Linked DNA regions of Homo sapiens: region 1 is linked to region 2. Evidence: chromatin loops called from intact Hi-C (ENCODE). Cell type or tissue: PC-3. All regions are shown on one strand. Each heading gives the region's core, and the rest is flanking DNA. Links, peaks and the distances in the headings are about the cores only. Region 1 has its middle 70 kb from the start of BDNF. Region 2 holds the start of LOC124902652 (a long non-coding RNA gene).

Region 1 (7,349 bases), core at 2,553-5,052, 53 kb after region 2:
CCAGGAAGTTTTCTAGAGGCCATCTTAGACTACAGAACTATTAGGTAAATTTCCTACTGAAGCACCATTAAAGACAAGTGTGTATGTGTCTGTGTGGTTTTCAGAATTGAAAACTACCTGTCTCTAGCAAAGCAGGATTTGACATTCCCTCCTCATTCTTCTCAATGCTGACAATGAAGAAGCGTTCCTGGTGATTCTGAGAATATAAGATGTCAGGGAATGGGTGGGGCTAAAAATCTAAGCACCCAAGCCCTGTTTGCACCTTCCCTGAAATTTAGCAAAGAGAACTTTTTATGACAAAATCTGCCCTTCTGTGTTCTCCATGGTCCTCTGCGACCCCTCTCCTCTTTGGCATCTTTCCGGAGGGCTGCTCCCTGACTGCTTCACCCTTCTCCACTAGTCCTTTCCTTGCCACCAGCACAGTGTCTGGGTCACTGCCTCCATGACAGCTCCTACACTACCATCAAAACCAAGAGCTTGAGGAAGGTAGAACAGGACAGCCAGACATGTCTACAGTAAATGCAGCTTCATTAGAGCCCACACTTACCTTTTAACAAATGGGAAAGGTGAGGGCCTGTATTAGTCAGGGTTCTCTAGAGAGACAGAACTAATAGGGGATATATTATATATTATATATTTATATATATGTAAAGGGGAGTTATTAAGGAGTATTAACTCACACAATCACAAGGTCCCACAATAGGCTGTCTGCAAGCTCAGGAGCAAGGAAGCCAGTCCGAGTCGCAAAGCTGAAGAACTTGGAATCACGTTTGAGGGCAGGAAGCATCCAGCATGGCAGAAAGATGTAGGCTGGGAGGCTAAGCCAGTCTAGTCTTTTCATGTTCTTCTGCCTGCTTTTTTTTTTTTTTTTTTTTTTTTTTTTTTTTTTTTTTTGAGTCGGAGTTTCGCTCTGTCGCCCAGGCTGGAGTGCAGTGGCGCGATCTCGACTCACTGCAAGCTCCGCCTCCCGGGTTCACGCCATTCTCCTGCCTCAGCCTCCCGTGTAGCTGGGACTATAGGCATGCGCCACCATGCCCGGCTAATTTTTGTATTTTTAGTAGAGACGGGGTTTCACCGTGTTAGCCAGGATGGTCTCGATCTCCTGACCTCGTGATCCGCCCGTCTCGGCCTCCCAAAGTGCTGCCTGCTTTTTATTCTGGCAGTGCTGGCAGCTGATTAATTGTGCCCACCCAGATTGAAGTGGGTCTGCCTTTCCCAGCCCACTGACTCAAATGTTAATCTCCTTTGGCAACACCCTCACAGACACACCCAGGATCAATACTTTGCATCCTTCAATCCAATCAAATTGACACTCATTATTAACCATAATAAGTCTACCCCTTATCAACTTGAACCCATACACATCTCCTGAGATCATACATAATATTCAAATAAAGATAATCATAGGTCATAATTATGCCTAACATAATACAACTATCCTTTGCACAATTGGAAATGCATCTATCCCCAATCCAAATGCTATCACATAAAGTTAACAACACTTAAATGCTGATATGAAGTCAATAAATCTTATGCCACATGATAATGGAAAAAGGAAATAAAATGAAGATTTTTTCTTAATACAACTGTATACATGCACAAACATCTTTTTAACAAAAGAAGGAGGAAAGACTCATGATAATTACAGTCCTCATTTCTGCAGCTGGTCACGTGGTCTTAGCTGGTATTGATGACTACCTTCTTCTACTACCTATTCTGTATTACCTTTGCCTTCAGTAAGCACCTCAGTACGTCATGGATTTTTCCTGGTAGAGTGACCCAAACTTTCATTCCTGAAGGGTCTGGGTCATTTGTAGTTCTGCCTGGATTGAGCCGTTGTAATTTCCCATTGACCTTAATCAACAGGGCATGGTAATATTAAGAGACGCCTCAAGGGATCTCCTGTATTCCATGCATACTCTTCCTTACCTCAACTGTGGAGTATTAGACTGATTTCATCTTAATAGTCTGGGTCAGTCACTCCAGCCAACACTGTAACTCCCTTCTTAGCCTGCTGACTTAAAGGTAGGAGGAGTCCAAAGTGTCCAGGTGGCAATCTTAGGACTGATAGGCCATTCTACTGTTCTATCAATCCAGCTGCTTCAGGATGATGGGGAACAGGGCCAGAGAGAAGTAGTAGAATGGAGAGAGAAATAAATGACAGAATGAAATTAAATTGCAGGCTCCCTGATCAGTGGTTAAATCAGCTAACCCAGCAAAACTGGTCTGCACTGTCAAGGCCAAAACAGGACTCTGTTTCCTTATATTTATCCAGAAGAACTTCTTTCTTTTCTAATGAAAGCAGGGGAAATAGTTAGAAGCAACGATGAGGTCCAATGGCAGGGTGCAGAAAGGGTGGGAGGGATAAAATGTTTCTTTCCTTAGAGAGAATACCCAGATCAAAGAAAACAGTTGCCTCAGCATCTTGGGTAAGGACGTTTTCATAGCCCTGGGCATAACCATAGCAGCTATCCTTGATGACCAAGGAAACCCTGTAACTGCTTGAGCCCTGCTCTGGTAGTCAGCTGTCTGTTCTTGTAGATCAGACAATGGAACAGATGAAGGGCAATGGTATAGGCTTGTGCTTCCCACTGTTTCCAATGCTAGCAGTACTGAGCCTAGGTGAGCCTCTCACCTCCCCACATCCCTTGGCAATGCACCAGTTGCATTGACCTAGCTTGTTCACTGGCCTTGACCTCCAGCACTGTGCATTTTCCATTGTACCAATCTGGTTTCTACTAGATGTCTGAAGATCCTGAAGGTTAAGCCATTAGAAAAGGTCTTTTAGTAAGGAAGCAGGATTAGGTAGTACTGCTTTAAACTACTTGGTTAAACTTTTTGGTTTTAAATCCCACTTTATCCTTATAGCTACAGAACCCTTGGCAAGTTATCTACCCTTTTTAATCTTCCACTCTCTCAGCTATAAAATAGGGATAATAACTAAGACACCTGGGGTTCTGGAGATGACCAAATAAAATAACACACATAAAGCAATTGGTGCTATAGCAAGTGCTCAGTAAATGTTAGCCATTGGTAACATGCAATTAACAACTCATTTTCCTTTCCCAAGTAGTGTGAGATGAAAATGGGAAATATATTGAAGCCTATGTGATTTTGCATATGGGATAATAAAAAAGCACTGGACTAGAAATCTACTCTGTTGTTGCCTTTCTGTCTCACCTAGGGAAAATCTCTTTTATTTCAGGCCTTAGTATTCCCATCTGTAAAATGAAGGCTCCCTGAGGTCCTTCTGTAACTTACATTTTATGCCCCAGTTTTTAGCGATGCAGCAAGCCATTGGGAATAGTATTCGAAGAATTAGAGTTAGTTATACATGCTGATCAGCACTAAAAGCTGCCTATTTTCTTAGCCTCTCCCTTGAGCAAATGCATGAGTGGTGGGGGCAAGGGAGGGCCTGTGTTTGAAGCATGGGAGACATAAGAACATCTGATTCAAGAGTAGACTTTTTTTGTGTGGGGGGATGTGTGTGCATGTATTTTAAATTAGAAGTCCAACAGAGAGATGGGAAATGGAAATGGCTTTATTCTTATGATCAGAAAGTTAAGTGTGACAGAGTTATGACTAATTCACAGGTAACGCAAGCTCCAGAGGAGAGCACTCAGGAAATAGATTGGCATGTGTGCTATTTTTACTGCCTCCCTTCCTCCCTGGCTGTCCAGAGCCTCAAGTGAGCCTTACTCATGGGCAGGTGGGGAATTTCCTTGAGGTATCGAATGTGCTGATGTCGCTTTGTAGCCTAGTTATGTCATGAAAAGAGAGGTGGAGGAGCCAAGCAAAGGGTGCCTGGTAGGATGGAAGCAGAACTCAGAAAAACGTAATCCTTCATTGCCAAATTCTGTCTCTGAAGGTCTAAGCTCTGGAACATTATCTGGGTCTGTGCTGGGCATCTTTTGTGTCTGGGGATCTGGCCAGCATGCTTTCTTTCTGTCTCATTTGAGGTACTGCAGGCTTCTACACATTAGGTCAGAGAGCCATCAAACACTAGTGTGACCAGTGAGAAAAGAAGGGATCTAAGACCTATTAAGAGCCAGTGAGGCACCACACACTAGGCTTGTTGATTTACACACTTTCTCTCCTTAATCTTCACAATATCCTATGGGATGGGTGCGGTAGTTCCCATTTCAGTTGAGGAAACTAAGGTTCAGGGAGATTAAGGAGTTTGCCAAAGTTCAGGCAGCTAAGAGGTGGCAAACCTGGTATTTGAACCAAGATACATCTGATTTCAAAGTTTTTTTTTTTTGAGAAAACCACACTTTCATGTCAGCATCATATGTTCAGCCAAGAGTCAGGGGATAGACTTACCTTTCAGCCAATTCCTTACAACACTACCCGTTTTACCTATTTTCCAGCTCCATTGCCTCCCTTGGTCCATACTGGAAGATCATTATGGAAAAGACCAAATCCAATAAGAATATATTCAATCTGTATCATGCAGACTAAACTTAAGTTTCTGACAATCCTGTGTCATGCAGACTAAACTTAAGTTTCTGACAATGCAAAGGCAAAGGAAGAATGTGAATCAATAAATATTATATAAAGCATGAAAGAAACATGCCCAAGGGGAAGTATTATATTTTACAATGCAAATTCTTTGAGCAAGAATAGTAAATAGTGTATACCACAACTCCTACTCCTAAGCTCAAAACAGACATGATTAATTGATCACAGAACTCCTTCTCCCATAACCTGAGTGCAGCCTCAGAATTCTCAAATCCTCCTCAGGAAGCAGGCACCAATTAATTTGGAATCTCTTTATCATTCTGTCTGACAGAGAAGCTATTCATTTCTTCACCATTCCTGTCTTACAGAGAAGCTATTCATTTCACCTCAAAGAAGTAACACAATTTTCTTGGAAGAGGGTGTATTTGAGAAAGATCTTGAGAAATGAGCAGTATGGTAGTGGGTAGGGAATGGTCATCCTAAGGGGACAGCATAAGCAAAGTTAGGGAGGCCAGGAGGGAGAAGAACTTAGGAATGACGAGTAATCTGGTATGAGTGTTTGTGTGTTAGGATAGGGGATGGGAATTGTAGTCCTTAGGAAAAAAAGAGAAGTTAAGTTGGATTAAAGTACAGAGGGCCTTGAAAATCATGTTAAGATAGCTATTCTTTCTTTCATAAGTTATAAAGCATCATGTTGAGATGTGTTCTAGAATAGCACTTCTGGCAGTACAGTGCAGAAAAGGTGAGAGAGGGTTCCACGAGGTGTAAGTATTTCAAAAATTCTAGATAACAGAAAATAAAGGTCTGAATCAAAACAGTGGCAGTTGGGAAAAAAGGAAGGAAAGAGGGAAGGAAGGAAGGAAACAAGGAAGGGATGGAGGAAGCCAAGTATTTAACATGTATCTATCATGTGCCTGGCATTATTCAAGATTCTGGGATATAGTGGTGAACCTGACAGATAAAAATCCCTGGCCCTCATGTAGTTTCCATGGATGATACAAGTAATAAATAGTAAACAACAACTGAAAGATTAGGATTAATTAAGACAGAGATAAGTGTAATGAAGAAAATAAAACAGGGTGAAGTGCTAAGGAAGTGCCTGGAGGAGACAAGACAAGATTGGAAAACCAGAGAAGACTGACTGTGGAGGGGATATTTGGGCTGAGATCTGAATCGTATGAAGAAACTAGCCATGCAAAAATCTAGGGAGTCAAAGGCCTTAAGGTGGAAGACACTTAAAGAGCTTTCAGAGCAGAAAAGATCCAGAGTGGCTGAAGCCTGGGGAGTAAAAGGAAGGTGATATGGGTGAGGCTGGAGATAACAGGGTTCCAGTTATTCTGAACTATCCAAGACTGTTCAGCAGCAGGATGCCTTCATTGCTTTATGTTTTGAAAAGAATAGACTAGAAATCAGTTAGGAGGCTATCTTAATAGTCTAGTCTAGAGCTGATGGTGGCTTGACCTAACATGGTAACCAAGGAGATGAAGAGAAGCATGCAAATTCAGGATATATGCTGGAAGTAGAAGTGATTGGAGTAGATTCAAAATTAAACATGGGAGTGGCAAGGAAAAAGAGGAATCAAGATTAATTTGTAAGTATGGATTGAGAAACTAGGTGGATGAAAAGAAAAAAAGGCAAAGAAGAGCATAATTACTACCTCTATACTATGTATACTATGTTTTACCCTGGATGGGTTTAACATTTAATACAGTGCGAGAAGTGCCATGTCACCGTTCTTGTTTTACAAGGAATCTTTATGGTTTTTTCAGAGCCCAGGAGGTATTGCATGAAAGAGCACAGAAGGAAATGCTAGAAATAAGAATGACCTTATTCCATTCTCATACACTGCTAAGGTAAAGTACATGGTTATAGTATTTCTGAAGAGCTATTTGGCAAACGATATCAAAAGCTATAAAAGTGTTTACATCTCATTGGCTAAGAAATTCAATTCATGGAATAGATCCTAAGACAACACTTAGAGAAAAGCATAACTATTAAGAACATATGTTAATGTCAACATTACTTATGAGAACAAATGGAAACATCCTAAATGCCCAACAATAGATGATTGCCTGAAAAATTGTCATATATTCATGTTATATTAGATAACTGTTACAAAAATGAAATTTTAGTGGAATAATTAATGATGAGAAATGCAAAAGCAGAGTACAGAACTATAAAATGATCTCTATTCTGTAAATAAGCATATAGGTGAGAATAGGGAAAAAAAACCTATCATCTTACCAGCTGGTATTACTATTTCTCTGGGTTAAAGTACTGCAGACATTTAGAAGCTGTGCTTTGATAAGTTGCTTGGATGGGTGTAAGACCCCCAAGGTTATACTCAAGTAATAAACCATAATCCCTAAACTCTTCTGCTTTCTAAAGAGGTGCATTCTATTGATTGTAGGATTTGCTGAGCAGAAGATAGAGAAAATATGCACATCTGCCGGTAGCACAGCATTGTTTTGCATAAGTGAGAGAGGGCAGTTAGGAAATCTACCATGTCACATAGGAGAGAGGAAGGAGAGAGAGAAAGGACATCTGGAAGGTGGTGGTTGGGTGAGGGATCACAGTGAGAAGGGAACTTTGGCAAAATGTTTAAGTGGTGTTGTCAGGTTGTTTGCTGTAAGCTTTTTGTTGTACATCCTCTCTTCCATGTCCCTTAAGGTATCTTCAGTAAATTATCTGTTTTTCACTAATTAGATTGGACATCTGTTGTTTATGCCCATCCACAATGTATTTCATCTTCTGCTAACAACGCCTTGGTTTTCTTCTGGGCAACCTCCCATCCTTCCCTCCCAGTCCACATGGTTTTGGTGTTACTGACCCACCCCCTCACCCCCAAATCCAGGGATGGGTACAATGACACAGACCAGGCTAATGAG
Region 2 (7,349 bases), core at 1,580-4,079:
TCTTGCTTGTTCTTGAATCTCCAGATTGTAATACAGTTCCTGGCACATAATGGCAAATTATGTGTTGCCAATTAATACTTACAAAATAAAATTATGAATGCTAGAGTCTCTATAGAAAGTATACCTTTTGGGCAAAATGGGAAATGATCAGCCAAGCTCATGATCCACATAAGTATCAGAACATCTACCAAGATAAACAAGTACCCAGTGTCCAAGACTGGGATGAAATTCCAGAGGATTGAAACAAAACAAGCCAGCATGAATTCATGTATCAGATATGAGCTGGGCTAAGTGACCTCTGAGAACCTTCCCAGAACCCAGATTCTATGATTCACAAGTAAAGGTAATGTACATCTTGGCTTTGGTTCTTCTTATTCTTTGTATTTGTTTTTTGGGGAATTAGCAACTATGACTTAGATGGTATGTCAACTAGAGGAAGAGTCCTGCTTTCTTTGAGTGTCTAACTGTGGGAGAGGGAAATACTGTCTTAGGAAGACTAGTTAAAACTTTCCATTAGGCCTGAAATTTTGAAAACTATTTGTAAAAAATGTTTTTAATTTAATTAAATAAATCAAAATAGGAGAAAATAATGCCTACAGCTCCCTCTGATGCCCTAGTGGAGTTTAAGGCAGCATGGTCTAGAGAGGAACAAACACAAATTTCCTTAAAATTTGAAGAAAGACTCTGAGTTAGTCTTTACATCTTACTGGCAGTGTAGTGTTAGATAATTCTGCACCTTACTTTCCTCATCTGTAAAAGGTGATTGGTGATTCCTACCTTACATGACTGATAAGGAAATCAAATGAAACCTATAGAGAGCTGTCAAAGTACTATATGAATCTAAAGTGTTATTACTAGGAAATACAAATAAAGTCTGCACTATAGCAGAAAAATCTCTTATAGGATTGTTTTATAATGTTGGAAAGAAAGCAGAAAAAAAATCCACCTGAATTTTTAAAAAGTCAGAATGAATACTCCAAAAATTGCCAAATGAGATTAGAGGCAGGGTTAAAGAATTCATCCTTCCCTCTCTGCACCATAGTGTTTTAAGGGTATTAATCTTTATGAAACACGTGTATCTTTCTCAAAAGACACTTGTTAAAGCAGCAGCTCTACATTCCAAAGTAAAAGAGGAAAGATGTCATATTTTTGAAATTATAATCACCTTTAAGCCAAAAAGGGGAAAAATTTTTTTGTTGAAAAATTTAATCTTTCTTTAAGACCTCTATTTCCATAGCACTCAATGATGGTAAGCTTTCACTAGATGCTAATGTTTATTTTTATTGCTAAGTAGTACGCAATGTTCTTGACATAGATTATGGCATGTAAATTTAAGAGACTCACTGCTTGTTAAATTCCCACTAGAAAACACACACAGAGACACACACGCCCATACACACACACACACAGACACACACACACACACACACACACACACAGCAGTAGCAGATCAGCAGAGAAAGACACCAGCCAAAGAAAGATAATTTGAGATACTTCTGAGGTAGCAGTTGTAAAATTAAAATAAGCAACTCATTAAATTATCCATAGAGTGAAAAGAAAGCTGCAAAAATAGATATTTTTCTGGCAAGTCAGTGCTTTTCAGAATAAATTTAGTTTTCAGCAGAGCTTTTAAATCTGATGATATCAGTTCATATTCATTAGAGTTATTTAAGTGGTTAGACTAGTTTGTCTAATTAAAACCAAAGAGTAGCTTTACTGGCCTTTGAGAGAAGTATATTTAATAAAAAATATGCTCAGTTAGACATCATTTTAACTGACAGATTGTAAGCAATATGATCGAGTGAATGTTACTTGAGCAAGTTTGAGCCTGGTCCCAAAATTACAGAATTACAAAATAAAAACCCTTTGTAAGTCATGCTTTAATGCTGGTTTTCCCTCATTTCTGTTTCTTGGCTGATTATCTATTTTGTGGTCATCCAGTCCCTTGCCTTCTCTCTCGCTCACTGCCTGATTTTGGAATGTTGTTTCTTACTAAAGCTTCCCCTAGAGGACAGGCCAGGAAAAGGAAAGAAACTAAATTCACCAGCTTCTCTTCTTATTAAGAATTTAGATCAGAAATCTGATAGGGAAAGAGTCTGGCAAATGAAAGGGGAAGCTTATTTATGTTGATTTTAGATCTTTAAAAGCCTTCTTTCCAATGTACATTAATAGACAATTGAAAAATAATATTTTATAAGCCAACTAATCACTTGCTTTTAAAATCCCCACTTACTACCTTGAGCATATACATTAGATTATGTTTTAAAATAACTAGTACTCTGGTTCAGTGAAATGAAAATGATATGTGCAAAGAGAATGTCATAATGATACCTCCCATTTATGGAGTGCCTGCTTCCCAGTTTGCAAAGCCCTTATATATATTCTCTTCTATCCTCCAAAAATTGCTGTGTTGTAGGTCTTACTATCAATGACACTGAAAAAGCTACTGGCAGGATGCTCATATTCTCATCTGAATCAATACTGGTATACTCCATTGGGGGAGCTAGACCAAGCTAAAATCTCACATACAGAAATATTAATATGCAAGACCAAGGGGTATAAAAGTAGGCTAGGTTACTGTTAATTTAATAGCATCTAGGTTAAAATTCTCTCTCTTTCCTCTTTCTTCCCTTCTTCTCTCCATCACCTTCTAGTCTTCTGACTGATTCCAAACAGGACAATTGAAATGTCTTGCCTTCATGCTGAAGAGCTCTTTGTAAATACACATAAACAGTGAATATCAGGTGCACCATTTTTAAAGTGCTATTCATTTCCACAACAGTTTAGGTGAAACCATGTCATCTTACAAGTTGAGTGTGTGTGTGTGTGTGTGTGTGTGTGTGTGTAGAGGATGACGTGACACTTTTGAGGTTTATTTAAGTTGTTAAAGACCTCAAGGTTACAAGACTTAGACTGTTAAGCATTTTTCCTCCCAGAGACACGAAATCTACAATTTTCTCGATTCAACTGTCAACTAAATTGGCAAGTCAACTAAAAGGATAATATTCCCTTAACGATGCATTCATTTGAAGCCCTAGCAACTGTATTAGGCAGCAGCGAGTATTCGCTAGCAAGGGATGGCGCGGGGAGAGGGAACTCTGCAATTTAGAGTGACAGATGATTTCTTTCCCATCCATCAAGCTGCCTCAAAATGTCACAATATTTACACCTCTTTCTTGGTGAATTAGAATCCAGAGACAAGCAGACAGAAAGAAAAAAATAATAATTCCGGCCGGTTGCCGCCTGATTGGAAAAAGCAAGCGTTGCACCTTTAAATTCTGCTCCTCCATTCCCCGTTCCGCACACCACCCCCCCCCGCCCCTCCCGGGATTTTGCAATAAATCTCCCAGTTCTGCGTTCAGCCCTGCAGATCCGTATTTAAAACAGCACCATCTGGGAAGGGTGGGTGGCGATGGTGATGCGGGCGCCTTGGAGTTCCTTTGCAGCACGCTTGGAATTGCATCAGACTGATCAGAAATCCCCCCGCCCCCAAGCTCAGCCCCTCCCGCCACGCTCCCCTGCCCGCCCCTCCCCTCCCCTCCCTTCGCGTAGATCTGACTGAGAAAACGACTGGATCTCGGAACAATCTGTGCCCCATTCGCTGCAGGCTTGCTCCGTAAACCCTGCCCTACGCTCCCTTTGTGTGCCGAGCAGCCTATCACCGTCATCTGATCCTAGCGCCTGTTTTTTATCTTTTCCTTCTGAATTTCCACAATATCCTCGCTTCGCCTATGAATCCACCTGCGCAGAGTTGGGATTCTTTCTTTCGTTCGTTAAAACAGTGGTCTTGAGTTTCGGAAACAGATTTTTCCTACGTTCCCCTCACCCCTACCCCAAGCTCTTGCCTTTTAATTAAGAAGAGCTGATCGGGGGAGGAGTCCAGAACGACCAAACCCTGGGGCGAAAACTGCCACCGGGCTTGGCTCTGTGGCCGGAACAAAAGGCCTGAGAAGGGGGTGGGGGTGAGGGTTATAGGAGTGTGGAGAGCCTGGTGGCCCCCGCCCAGGGGCGCCTAAGTCCCTGAGCTCCCTGAAGAGTGGCAAGAGGATAACGCAGCCGCGCGTTCCGGCAGTTCGCTGTCCCCCGGGGGTGCAGGCGGGGGCGGGAGAGGTAGAACACAGGTCTGGGCGGCTCCGCGCCGCTTCTATCTCACCCGCCAAGCCCCTCACCTCCACCCACCGCCAGTCCCCTGCCCACCCGGGTGGCGGCGGCGGCTCAGCGACTAGCCGGCCGCCCTCCACCGGCGCCTCCGGACGCAACCTCGCCCTGGCAGGGCGGTCTGCGCGTCCAGCTGATTGGTGGCTCTGTCCAGCCGCCGCACGGAGCTAAAAGTGTTCTTCTCCACCGCCTCCAGCCGCCCAGGCCCCCTCGCCCGGCCCGCTCTCTGGCTCTTCGGTCCGGAAAGGACCTTCTACTCCCAGGCGGAGGCTCCCCTTTCCCTGAGTTACCCCGACTGACTCGGACCTGGGCTCAGTGAGGCATCCGGCCCGGCTGGGGAGCGGAGCGCGGTCTCGGCAGCTCCCCTTCCCTTGAGAAAGCGGGAACCCTCTAAGCCAGCGCCCGAAACTCGCGGGGAGGGAGGACAGAAGGGAAAAAAAAAAGAAAACCCAGAAAGAAGCATCCAGCGAGGAGCGAGGGCGACGGAGAGGAAGAGATAGAATGAGGGAGGGATGGAGGCTGGAGGAGGGGGCGGGGTGGAAGAAGGGGGGCGGGAAGGAGGGAGGGAGGGGGAAAGAGAGGGAGGGAGGGATACAGAGAGAATGAATCCTTCTCACTAGAAGAGCTGAAATTACCTTGATTCATTTTTTTGTGTTGGAGGTTTAGCTTTACCTCCTTCCCTCTTCCCAACCTCCACCTCCTCTCCCCACCGCACACCACCTCCACCGCCTGATTCTAAATGCTACAAAGTCAAATTTTAGGAATTCGAATGTTTTGCAAAAGCTTCATAATTAGTAATGAATCTACTGTACACACACACACACACACCAGCAAAGAGAACGGAAAAGAGGGAGGTGAAGAGGAGAAAAAGAGAGATAAATCTTACATTTGAATCAGACATTTGCAGGTCCAAGTTAACTAAACTCATTATATCCGCAGGAAGACTGAGTTTCTTTTTTTTCTTTCTCCCTTTGCCCCAGGGTTCTCACCTAGGGCAATTCAAACTGGGCAAATACCAAGAAACAACCCCCTCTCATGCTCTCCCTCTACCTCCTCCCCTCCACCACGCGTCCTCTCCGGAAGACAGTATCAAAATAGCTCAAGAATTGGGGATGCAAGGGGTCCCCGCCCTGGTGCTTACCTTCTTTGCGGCTTACACCACCCCGGTGGCTAGATCCTGGAGATAAACACTTGCATTTCCCAAAGTTAACCCAGTATACCAACCCGGAGCTTGCCAAGAGTCTATTCCAGCCTACACCGCTAGGAAGCCAACTTCAGCGAGCTCAATGAGGGGACCAAACTGGGGCTCGCTTTCCAAACGCTCCGCTCCAAAATCTGACTCTCTCTCCAGCCCCGATCTCAGTGTGAGCCGAACCTCAGAAAAGACGCTTTTTAAGGGCGACACAGGGTTGGCTTTACAGCGGGGCCAAGAAGACTACCTGGGGGTACCGCCACCTCGGACAAATCCGTTGGCTCTGTCCAAGGTGCTGAATGGACTCCTATCGCCCGGATTACACACCCGGCACAGCAGGAGGAAAAGGCTTAAAAATCTCTAATTAAGTGATACTTGATATTGCTCTAGACGGTTTCTTCCACTTCCTTACGGTTTGTCACGTGCGGATGGCTTTGCCAAAGCCATCCTGTTAATAGTTGATCACATGTTGATGAGAACCTTTTCTTCTACGAGAGGATTACCCATTACCGGTGATATGCACTTCTGACTTATTTCTCTCCCCCCAACCCCACCCCCCATCTACACCTAAACTCCCAGTCTTTACCCCACCCTTACCCCCACTCCACCCCCTAACCCCAACCTCTAACAGCATTATTGTTTTTAGATGGAAATTAACCCCCTTGCAAATGTCAATTACATGCCCACATATAAATCATAGAATATGATCATACACCATACACATTAAGGAAAAGAATAGAATGCAAGACTGCTGAGAGACAAGCATCAGCCTTGAACAACCAATATAACACACACCCCCCCACCCAGCTCCAAGTTTGTTCCACGCAGTTCCACATAGCTGTGTCAAATCTCAAATGATTCCAATTAAAGTTGCACTGTGTAAAAACCCGATTCCCCTGGCCTGAGTAGCTGCTGTTCTTTGGCGTGTGAAGTGCTAGGAAGAGCCGTGATATGCCCGTTGTTAAGCAACATGTCAAGATTTTTCAATTATAATGCAGGTTTTATTGCTACTCACCATTGTGCCTTTGCTGTCCTGGAGACTCAAGTGTCTTAAAATCTCGTCTCCCCAACAGATGCTGGAAGGTAATGTGTCTTGTTTGAAGTCATCATGTGAGAAGTTCGGCTTTGCTCAGTGGATCGCCCACCACTTGGTGTGACTTATGAATCTAATAACCCTTTGCAATATCCGCAAGCTTAAACTCTCAACCACCTTGGCGACTACAGAAGACAAAGCAACTGGCATCGATGTCGAAAAACCTATAGATTTACGCAAACGCCCTCACTCCGAGAGACACGTTTCCTTTTGAGTTCTTACGTGATTCTAATGAATGAGCGAGGTTACCAATGATTGCCCAACTGCCCTGCTATGTAGCAGGTGTTTCCTAGGGCTGCCTTCTAACCGCCCGTTACTGGGTCCTGGCACTGAAAGTTCCCAGAGAAAGTGAGGAGTTTCAGGGTACCCCTGTAAAAAAAAAAACTCAGCCTGCACACCGCTCCCTTGCCCACTACGCAGGTCACACCTGGGGCTCCGGCGAAGCTGAATTCGGCTCGGGAGATTTCCCTGTCGCCAGGTAAGAAAACCTTCGCCTTGTCAGGCTAGGGCGGGAAGACCGCTGGGGAACTTGTTGCTTATCAGCGCCGGCAGACTACCGCTTTAATAATAATACCAGAAAAGCGCAGCAGGGAGGGGGTGGGGGGCGGCAACGGCGACGACTAACCTCGCTGTTTACGTGACCGACTCACTGTGACTCTCTGGGTAAAAAAAGGAAACTTCTTAGAAAAGTTCGTGCCCCTCCCCCTCCCCCATCATGACTAAGGGTCTCCAGCCGATGAGGTCGTGAGTGATGATCAAATGGGGACTGGGGGGAGGGGGGCGAGTAAGTGACTTGTCCTTGGGAACATCTGCATGCGTCGAAGCGCGAACCAGCCCAACAACTTTCCCTTTTCCTCTTAGGTACTGATGACTAGGCGAGAGGCACCAAGGCGAGCCACTAGTTGC

The links. A loop is a pair of places that touch in the nucleus more often than their neighbours do. Peaks named below come from ENCODE experiments on the same cell type or tissue, not always from the same donor. Only the 100,000 strongest peaks of a DNase experiment are listed, where the experiment ranks them.
Region 1: a loop joins it to region 2, with 4 times the contacts of the local background. A loop is called at or near these places in 3 of 110 quality-filtered maps.

What each region holds. Positions count from the first base shown.
Region 1 is chr11:27,767,130-27,774,478 of GRCh38, forward strand. No RefSeq gene overlaps it. Among named protein-coding and RNA genes, the nearest start is that of BDNF, 70 kb to the left of the region's middle. In PC-3, for the core only: no CTCF peak of the experiment used is centred there; a DNase peak (open chromatin) is centred at 3,672; H3K27ac peaks cover 690 bases.
Region 2 is chr11:27,715,047-27,722,395 of GRCh38, forward strand. LOC124902652 (a long non-coding RNA gene) reads left to right here and starts at 7,196. Exons shown (of 2, transcript XR_007062633.1): 1 at 7,196-7,349. It also overlaps a transcript of BDNF not described here. RefSeq lists an enhancer at 6,934-7,349. In PC-3, for the core only: CTCF peaks have their summits at 1,945, 2,536 and 2,738; a DNase peak (open chromatin) is centred at 3,535; H3K4me3 peaks cover 1,350 bases; H3K27ac peaks cover 524 bases.